2 separate regions of the Homo sapiens genome follow, and region 2 is linked to region 1. A link is an interaction called in ENCODE POLR2A ChIA-PET data of the cell type or tissue named here. Cell type or tissue: MCF 10A. All regions are shown on one strand. Region 1 overlaps NPL (N-acetylneuraminate pyruvate lyase). Region 2 has its middle 6.4 kb from the start of RNASEL.

What was found. Peaks named below come from ENCODE experiments on the same cell type or tissue, not always from the same donor. Only the 100,000 strongest peaks of a DNase experiment are listed, where the experiment ranks them.
Region 2: POLR2A ChIA-PET joins it to region 1 with 5 read pairs; 9 of 35 experiments call an interaction of 5 or more read pairs at or near these places.

What each region holds. Positions count from the first base shown.
Region 1 is chr1:182,799,347-182,804,346 of GRCh38, reverse strand. NPL (N-acetylneuraminate pyruvate lyase) reads right to left here. Exons shown (of 13, transcript NM_030769.3): 4 at 576-649. Among named protein-coding and RNA genes, the nearest start is that of NPL, 12 kb to the right of the region's middle. In MCF 10A, no CTCF peak of the experiment used is centred here; DNase peaks (open chromatin) are centred at 296 and 2,196.
Region 2 is chr1:182,593,158-182,598,157 of GRCh38, reverse strand. No RefSeq gene overlaps it. Among named protein-coding and RNA genes, the nearest start is that of RNASEL, 6.4 kb to the right of the region's middle. In MCF 10A, a CTCF peak has its summit at 2,322; a DNase peak (open chromatin) is centred at 2,297.

The sequences.
Region 1 (5,000 bases):
AGACCAGCCTGTCCAATATGGCAAGACCCTGTCTCTACTAAAAATACAAAAATTAGCCAGGTGTGGTGGTGTGCGCCTATAGTCCGGCTACCCAGGAGGCTGAGGCAGGAGAATTGCTTGAACCCGGGAGGTAGAGGTTGCAGTGAGCTGATGGTGCCACTGCATTCCAGCCCAGGGGGAGATAGAGCAAGACTCCATCTCAATAAATAAATAAACAAAAGAGAGAAGAGTGTTTAGTTGTTACTTAAGAGGGTTTGGTTGTTACTCTACCACTTCTTGGCTGAATGGCCTGGGGCAACCTAGAGTATATCTGAGTCATATATTTTCATCTCCAAATGGGGATAAAAAATAATACCTTAAGTGTTGGCACACTATCAAATGAGGTAATCTCTTGAGGTGCTTTGTAGGTCTAAGATTGGTGGGCCTACAAATTCACAAATTTTAGTTAGCTTAGCCAGGCTCCATCATAACCTGTGACACCATGACTGTGTGACCTCTTGGCTGGTAACCAGGTAAGATATACCTTCTAAAGACTGAGCTGGAGACATGCAGCGACATCCCCAGAGTTGACTTACCAAAAATGTTCTTCACTCCCTGTTCTTTCACAAGATAATCCACATACTGACCAATTACTGAAAAGTTGATTTCTCTAGAAGACATGTGGAAAAAAAGGCATATTTAGTCTTTTTCAGATTATTATTCAACAAATGCTCAGGTATATAAACTGCTCCCTCTTGCTAATAGTTATTAAAAATCCACTCAATTTGTGAAATTCTTAGCCTGCTGTAAATAATGCCTGGGGTTTTTTTCCCCCCCTGAATCTGGTGATTTCTTCACTCAGCCATGTATGCCTCACTTCTGTGAGCAAAACACTGTTAGTTATCAACAGAGGCTTTATATTTACACCTCATGACAAGCAGTATTTAAAAAGTAGTTAACGAACTATCTTTTGCCCAACGCTCTCTCTTTAAAGTCCATATGGCCACACATCTTTTGCCCTTTTAGGGGAAGATTGATGGTTGCAGACATGGTTAAATGAGAACTTAACATTTGCCATTTGATCCCAAGTACTGGGATTACAAGTATGAGCCATCATGCCTGGCCTGTCCCTTCTTGCGTTTTCCCACCCTACTCTTAGGGTACTTAGGTCTATTTTCATCGCTGGAGGCCATTATCCATGATCAATTATTAGGAAGTCATTACAGAGGATGGAAACATTCATTTCTTAGGCTCACAGGATAGGAAAAGTCAATCTTAATATTATAAGAATTTTAGCACTTAATATTTGGGACAAACATGGAGTCTTAAACCCATCTGTATTTGCTGGTTTTACATTGAACAAGGTTAGCAGTTAGAAGGGAACTTTGTCATCACTTTGCCTCTCAAAGGCGGAACAGCAGCATCAGCATCTGGGGGACTTTATTAGACACATGGAATCCCAAGCCCCACACAGTCCGGCCCAGTTAGAATCTGAATTTTAACAAGATCGCCGTGTGATCTGCATGCACTTGGCAATTTGAGGCACACTAACCTTGTAAGGATCTGATGCTTAAGGTTAAGATCTCTTAAAATCATATTGATTTCAAAATCTAAAAACTGACTCCTCACAAGTTGTATTAGGCAACCTGTCCTCAATCAAAATGCAGGAGGGGAATGATGGGCAATGAAGAGTGAAATTCAAAGGAAAATGGTGCAGCAAGCCTGCATTAAATGGTTACACTGTGCCCATGGTTACCCTGCCAAGAACACAGAGTGCTAGCTGGCTGCCACCGCACTTTTGTCTGTAGGGCCAGAGAATCCTAATTGAAGTTTGGCCTTATTAACATTCTTTTCACCTTTACCTATGGTAATTCCTTAAACAACAAAAACAAAAAAAAAAATCTGATGCATCTAGGAAACAAAGGCATCAAAATGTACATGTCAAAAGGCATAAGAACAAAATGAGGAAAGATAGAGAACAGCTGACTCTGAGTTTAAAAGGAAAGCTATTAAATGCAAAGAATGCACAGGCAATCATGCCTATAACAAGCTCAGAGAAAAGATAGCAGGCCTGAGCCTGCCACTTGGGAAAAGGTGTGTTAATGCAATTATAAAGCCTATAAGGGGAGCGAACTCCCTCATTATGGCACATGCCTCCATATCCTAACACTGCTCCCTCCTGACCTCTGTCTGCACCTGGAACAGCCCAGGTGTTCAGCAAAGGCTGGGCAAAGGAGTGGTGATGTGGGAACTTACAATGATGAAATCACCACAAGCTCTGCCTTTACAAGCAGGTTAGCACCACGCTTGCATAATATTTTGAAATTTCACTATTACATTAATTAAAGAAGATAGTATACGTGATTAAAATAGCAAAATATAATGAAGGTTATGACTGAGGCAAAAAGTAATTGTATGGGGGCTCAGAAGAGGACTGATAAATGACAGCTAGGGAGGCTGGAAAGAAGACATTGGATAAATAGGACAAAACCCTATGTCCTCCTTCCCTCCAACATTTTTTTGTTTTTTTGGAGACAAGGTCTCACTCTGTCGCCCAGGCTGGAGTGCAGTGGTGTAATCGTGGCTCACTGCAAGCCTTGACCTCCTGGGCTCAAGTGATTCTCTTGCCTCAGCCTCCCAAGTAGCTAGGACCACAGGTGCAGCTAACTTGAAAATTTTGGGTAGAGATGAGACCTCACTATGTTGCCCAGACTGGTCTCGAACTCCTGGGGTCAAGCGATCCTCCTGCCTTAGCCTCCCAAAGTGTTGCGATTACAAGTGTGAGCCACTGAGCCCGACCCCTCCAACATTCTTGAGAGATACTGTTTGCTCTGTCCTATTCTAGTATCATCCTCTTTTTAGGGAGTTGGCTGCACCCTTAGGCAGGTCTAGGCCAGTATGTGAAACTAGAAGCTCCTTTTTTCTCCATGAACTTCACAGTTTTGATGGCCTCAGTGGATAGTGCTTCGACCTACCCTCACCTCTCTCCCTCAGGCCTTGCTGGGAGGCAGGCTATTCAGCTGACAATTTCACTCAGGGTTAGAGGTCTAATGGGTTTTGCATTATCTGTCCCTTCAAGAAAGGAGAAAGTAGGTTGCTGCTTCTTATAAAATGCCCCTAACCTACAAGAATGACACTAATGGCAGAATTTTGGGGGCAGTGGTCATCATCCAGAAAATGTTCTTGGACTTAAGTCCTTTTGGAACTACCAGACCTCTTTAGAGAGATCTAGGTTGAAAAGGGGCTAACTCTAAATATGTTTGACTTTGACGATATTGTATTTTTTCTTTAAAAAAATGAGTATTTGAAAAGCCAGAAAAATCTAACAATGTCAGGGCTGCTGGGCATGGTGGCTCATGCCTGTAATCTCAGCACTTTGGGAGGCTGAGGTGGGTGGGTCACTTGAGGTCAAGAGTTTGAGACCAGGCTGGCCAACATGGTGAAATCCCGTCTCTACTAAAAATGCAAAAATGAGCCAGGCGTATTGGTGGGCACTTGTAATCTCAGCCTGTAATAGGGATGCTGAGGCAGGATTGCTTGAACCCGGGAGGTGGAGGTTGCAGTGAGCCAAGATAGCACCACTGCACTCCAGCCTGGGTGACAGAGCGAGACTCGGTCTCAAAAAAAAAAAAAAAAAAAAAAGCCAGGGCTACATTTCCATACAGCTGGAAATTAGAAAAAGCAGCAGTAGGCCCTACTTTAGAGGACTGGATGCCCCCAGGTCCCTCAGGCATTTCAGATCCCTGCCTGACTCTGCAGGTGCAAGTTTGCAGCCTTGGGCTGGGATGCTCAGCAGCTCCAGGCACAAGTGGGGGTGAAATCATCCAGGGCTGCTACCACATTTGTTACATAGGTACCCAAAAGGCAGGGTTAGGGCGAAAATAATTCTCCTTGAGGATTCTGTCCGTTTTTTTTTTTTTTTTTTTTTTTTTGAGACAGGGTCTTGCTCTGTCACCCAGGCTGGAATACAGTGGCACAATCACGGCTCACTACAGCCTCAATCTCCCAGGCTCAAGTGATCCTCTGGCCTCTGCCTCCCCAGTAGCTAGGACTACAGGTGTGTGCCACAACGCCCAGCTAATTTTTGTATTTTTTGTAGAGACAGGGTTTTACCAGGTTGCCCAGGCTGGTCTCGAACTCCTGGGCTCAAGCAATCTGCCTGCCTCGGCCTCCCAAAGTGCTGGAATTACAGGTGTGAGCCATCATGCCCAGCCTGTCCCTTCACTTGTTTTCCCACCCTACTCTGATGGTACCTAGGTCTATTTTCATCACCAGAGGCCATTAACCATGATCGGTTACCAGGAAGTCACTAGAGAGAATGGAAACAATGAGATTGGATTATTCTTCTGCCCACCCACTGGGCATTTGGAGCTCAGTGCTCACAGAAGTGAGTTGACAGAAGTCAATTCACTTGAATAGGCTGCACAGCACCTTCTCTTCTTTCATGAGCCCCAAGAACACATCTAACAACTGGGCACATCAGGGGAGAGTGACCCAGAACCAAATTCCATGCTTGCTGTAGTCATTTTTATATTTAAACCCAGTTTAATGTCTTAATTTCAATTCCTGGGGATTCAGATTCTTTGCGTTGGGTTTAGATTCATGCCTTGGGGCTTTTTTTTTTTTTTTTTTTTTGGAGACAGGGTCTTGCTATGTTGTCTAGGCTGGCCTCAAACTCCTGAATTCAAGTAATCCTCCCACTTCAGCCTCCCAAGTAACTGGGACTACAGATGTGTGCCACTGTGCCCCACTAATTTTATTTAACTTTTTTTTTTAATTACAGGAGCTATATAGTTTACTTTAGAAAGTACATACAATAAAAAAAGAAAACCCACTCAGGATATCTCTGGAGATGATTCCTCTTAGTTTGATATTTTTCTATTCACAAATACACATTATATTTTCTTGTATAAATATGGCCGTATTAGACACAGTTTTATACTTTTCATTCAGCATTCTAATTTTAACATCTTCCCACATTTTTAGATGGTCCATTACTATACCGGCTAAACAACATTCTA
Region 2 (5,000 bases), 210 kb after region 1:
TTTGTAATTTATATTCAAGAAATTATTATTCTTTTTATAATTTCATAGAAGTATCTGAGATGAGGTATATGAAGCCACTCTGTACATGAGGCTGCTCCATTCCATGGGCCAAGGGAATAAGGGTTGAACTGTGCTTGAAAGAATTTGGGGGTACGGAGACAGGCGCGGTGGCTCATGCCTGTGAGCACTGAGGGAGGGAGGCTGAGGAGGGTGGATCACTTAAGCCCAGGAGCTCAAGACCAGGCTGGGCAACATGGCAAAACCCAGTTTCTACAAAAAGTCAAACATTAGCAGAGTGTGGTGGCACATGCCTGTAGTCCCAGCTACTTGGGAGACTGAGGTGGGAGGATGGCTTATGCTGGGGAGGTCAAGGCTGCCATGAGCTGAGATCACTCTACCGCACTCCAGCCTGGGGGACACAGTGAGACCCTGGGGGTAGGTTTGCAAGGATCAAAATCTGTTCTTCCTCTGCTAATTGCCTGCTTGTTCTCCTTTTTCATCCTACTGAATCCCTCTCATTTTTTTCTGATTACGACTACTTAAAAAAATGTTTTCTTCTCTGTTGAATGATCTGTTTATACACAGATCTGGACCTTAAATGAACCTTTATTTCTTCCCTATTGATAGTCTGAGTAAAGTGATCAGACTTCAGGAACATGGGGTAGAAATCCCCATAGAATCACATCTTAAGCACAGATCTAAGGAGGGATTCTGTGGGTGACACCAGGGAGGATCCTGAAATTAAGGGCCTGGGAAGGAAGACAGGGACCAACACTGTGGCAGGCCCTGAGCTCTGTTAGTCCTTACAACAGCTCTGTGGAGTGGGTCTGAACACTTTATCATCCAGAGAAGGAAACAAGCTCTGAGAGGGAGGGACATGCTTGGGGCAGCCAGCCAGTGAGTGGCAGAATGGGGATCTGAACTCAGTTATGCCATGGGGAGTCCAGTCTGTGAAAGATGGGTGGAGGAATGTGACTGATAAGGGAAGGAAGAGCGGAGGACCCAGAAAGACAGGGAGGTACTAACACTCGCCCTTTCCTACTGCTCTCCTTCCATCTTTATGCCTTTAACATGCATGTATTGAGTGCATCGAAATCCCTCAGACCCAAATGCGTTGGGTCCAGCTTCTGCACAGGCTCACCAAGGCTTCCTTAGAGGACTCTCTCATCCTCTCCAATCAGATACCACAATTTCCCGGCGGGTCTCCCTACCCCAGCCTCTCCCTGTGCTGGTTCATTTTCCACACTGTGCCAGTCTTCAGCTCTAAAGCACAGATCTGAGCACTTTGTGGCTACGTTAGAACCCCTCAGCGGTTCACTTTTGACTCTAAAATAAAGTCCAGCTTTAATCCTGACACACAAGGGGGTCTCTGACCTGACCCAAGTCCCTCTCCAGACGTATCTCCTGCCTGGACAGCCTTCATTCTCAGACTTTTCCCTTCTCTCTCTCTCTCTTTTTTTTTTTTTGTGGCTACACATGCTGTTCTCTCTGCCTAGAACACCTCTTTCTCCTCTTTTTTAGAAAAAATTGGGGGTTGAGGTGCGAGGAGGAGAATGCCAACTTTCAAAATCCAGCAAAAACATCACCTCCTCAGTGAAGCCTTCCCAGATGTCCCTGTACAGAGTTAATTGCTCCCAACTTGCATGATTCTAAGACACAGTGTTCTTACTTTGATTGTAGCACATATGGTATTCCTCCATAACTTCTTTCTTCATGGCTTTTGCTCTCCTATTAAACTGAGCTCTTCAAAGTCAGGGTCATATTATTCACCTTGGTGAGATGGGGCAGAACAGACTACAGCAAAGCAGTTCTCCAGTCCCAGCTGTGGAGCCGGAATGTTGGGTTGGAATCCTGGCCATTCACCTTGGAAAGTTGCTTAAGCCTCAGCTGTAAAATGAGGATAATAAGAGTAAGCGTCACAGGGAACACTGAATGAAATAAAAGTGTGCGGCACAATGTTAATGCCTCATGACTATTGGCTATTATTATTATCTGATTCCCAGTACTTAGCACAGTGATTTGTATACAGTAGGCATTAGTCAAGTCAAAAAGTCTTTTGACTTCTTGAATAAAATGGCAGGATCAGAATTTCAACTCAGGATTCTAAATCTACTTTTTTTTTTAGCTGCTTCAGTACCATATTTTGTCTGATGTTTACAGCATTCCAGAATTTCAGAAAAAGAAATGGAAGGCTGGAGGCATTAAGTAAGCCAGGGTATTAGAGGGACCATGGGATTCCTGGAAACCAGGTCAGCCAACGCTGTTTTCAAATATGTGCCCTGTGACTGTGCGAGGCTGCTTGTCTCTCACCCTCTACTGCCTCACTGTGGCCATGCCAGGCAATGCAAGCTTTTAAAGTTTGGCTTCTTCCTTTGGAATTATACATCCAATGGCTTTCATTTGTTTCACTGTAGTTTTATTTATTAATGCATTTTAATAAACATGTGAAATTTTAACAGAAATGAGAATTATTAATATCACTACTGAGACAGCACAGCAGGTATAGGAGTTAAACCGAGATTCTTTAGTTTATAGGGATGAAATTACTTTTAAAAATGGAAGCTGTAAGGTAGAGAGAAAAAAGGTGTCAGGGGGCCGGGCGCGGTGGCTCAGGCCTGTAATCCCAGCACTTTGGGATGCTGAGGTGGGCAGATCACCTGAGGTCAGGAGTTCAAGACCAGCCTGGCTAACATGGTGAAACCCCGTTTCTACTAAAAATACAAAAAATTAGCCGGGCATGGTGGCACGCACCTGTAATCCCAGCTACTCAGGAGGCTGAGGCAGGAGAATCGCTTGAACCCAGGAGGCGGAGGTTGCAGTGAGCCGAGATCGCGCCATTGCACTCCAGCTTGGGCAACAAGAGCAAAACTTCCAATTAAAAAAAAAAGTGTCAGGGCCTATTGCCTTGCTGACTGCAAAGTAATTTACTGTCACGAATCTTTTAAATTGGTCCAGTTATTCAAATTGCTTTAAGGAAGAAAAGAAAGACTTGAAACTTACATAACTGAGGTGTGCTCCTGAGGGTAAGAGATATACGGCGGTTAGGCGCTGGATAATGGAGTTGGAGTCCCCATCATTTAGAAAAGATGTTTCTTGATTCACAGTGTTGGTGATTTTCAAGCTTTGATCTGTAACCTGGAGAATGATTTAATTTAATCTTTGAGAAAAGCAACAATGTGTGGATTAATCTTATGATTGTAATGGGATGCCACTTAAGGGACAGTTCCGTGCCGGGGAGGAGAATTGCCTTAGCTCAGTTAATCTCACAGTTCCAAGGCGCAGCCTCACAGGCAGCGTGGTATAACCTAATCATGGAGTCAGCAGGCTCGGAAGTTAGGCAACTGAATTAAGTTCCACATCTGCTATTTATCAGCTGAGTAAACTGCAGCACATTACTCAATTTCTCAGAGCCTCACTTTTTCCTGTAAAATGTGAATAACAATAATATTATCTTCATAGGACTTTTGTGATGACAATGAGAACATTTAGGAAAAATATTTATCATAGCACTTAAAAGTAAGTGTTCAAAAATGGTAGCTGCTTGTATGTGGCAGGCAATGTTCTAAGTCCTTCGCGTATGTTAATTTCTGTAATCCTCATGATACTCCTATGAGTTAGCTACTATTATTATCATCCTCATTATATAGACACAGAAATCAAGGCCTAGAAAGTTTAAGTAAATTGCCCAAATTCAAAGAGCTAGCAAGTAGCTATGTCAGTTAGCCATTGCTACATAACATCAAACCATTCCAAACCATTCTCATATTACTGATGTGAGCACATCAGTGTAATCTTTCTTTCTTTCTTTCTTTTTTCTTTCTTTCTTTCTTTCTTTCTTTCTTTCTTTCTTTCGTTCTTTCTTTCTTTCTTTCTTCCTTCCTTCCTTTCTTTCTTCTTTCTTTCTTTTTTTCTTTCTTCTTTTCTTTTCTTTCTTTCTTTCTTTCTTCTTTTCTTTTCTTTCTTTTCTTTTCTCTCTTTCTTTCTTCTTTTTCTTTTTGAGACAGGGTCTCATTCTGTCACCCAGGCTGGAGTGCAGTGATCAATTCGACCCCATTGTCTTCTCACCAAGATCCAAGAAGGGCTTTTGGCAAGTAAAATGCAATTTATTCCTAAGCTTAGAGAAAATCTCTGCAGTCCCAGCGATCTTTCTTGTCAAAGGAAGGAAAGGTTAAGAACATTGCTTAATTCTAACATCTTGAGTGTGGGAAGGAGGGAGCCAGAGGGAAGGAGGAAGGTATCCTTACATTTCACCTTGGCCTTGGTTTCTCTCTCCATGTTCCCAGCCTGGAATTCGCATCCACTGCTGGGAGGGGTCTCTTCTGCTCTTGGTGATTCTGTCTTCAGAGTCTGGGCCTCTGAACCAGCAGCGACTGGGGTCTCTTTGTGGACAGACTGATCTCTCCTTCTGCCAGGACTGTTGTCAGACTCCACCTGTCTCTTGGGGCACCCCCCTCCTTGATACTCCTGGCTCCCATGGAACAAAACAATTCTGCAGAATGCCAACAATAATTGATGATGTTGTCCTATGACTACAGTGGAACAAGACAGAAATAAGGCCACTTCTTAATGAGGACTGAACACGAGGTGAAGAAAAGATGCCATACCACCATAAAAGTAACCAACACCCCCTCTCCTGGGTAACATGAGCCACCTGTTCCTTGAGCAGTGACAGTGCTAGCTACACTTTGTTCCTCCTGATTCCTAGATGATCATAATGAAGGCACCAAAGTGCTTCTGCTTCCTGACACCACCCAATTGAGAACAAACCTCTATTTCCTTAAACCCTTCCCCAAATCACCTGACAAAAAGCTCAAACCCTAAAATAAGTATCCTGATTCCCTTTTAGAAGATATCCTGGGGCTGGGTGGAATGGCTCACATCTATAATCTCAGTGCTTTGGGAGCACAAAGCTGGAGGATTGCTTGAAGCCAGGAGTTCAAAATCAGCCTGGGCAACACAGTGAGAACCCATCTCTACAAAAAATTTTAAAAATTAGCCGG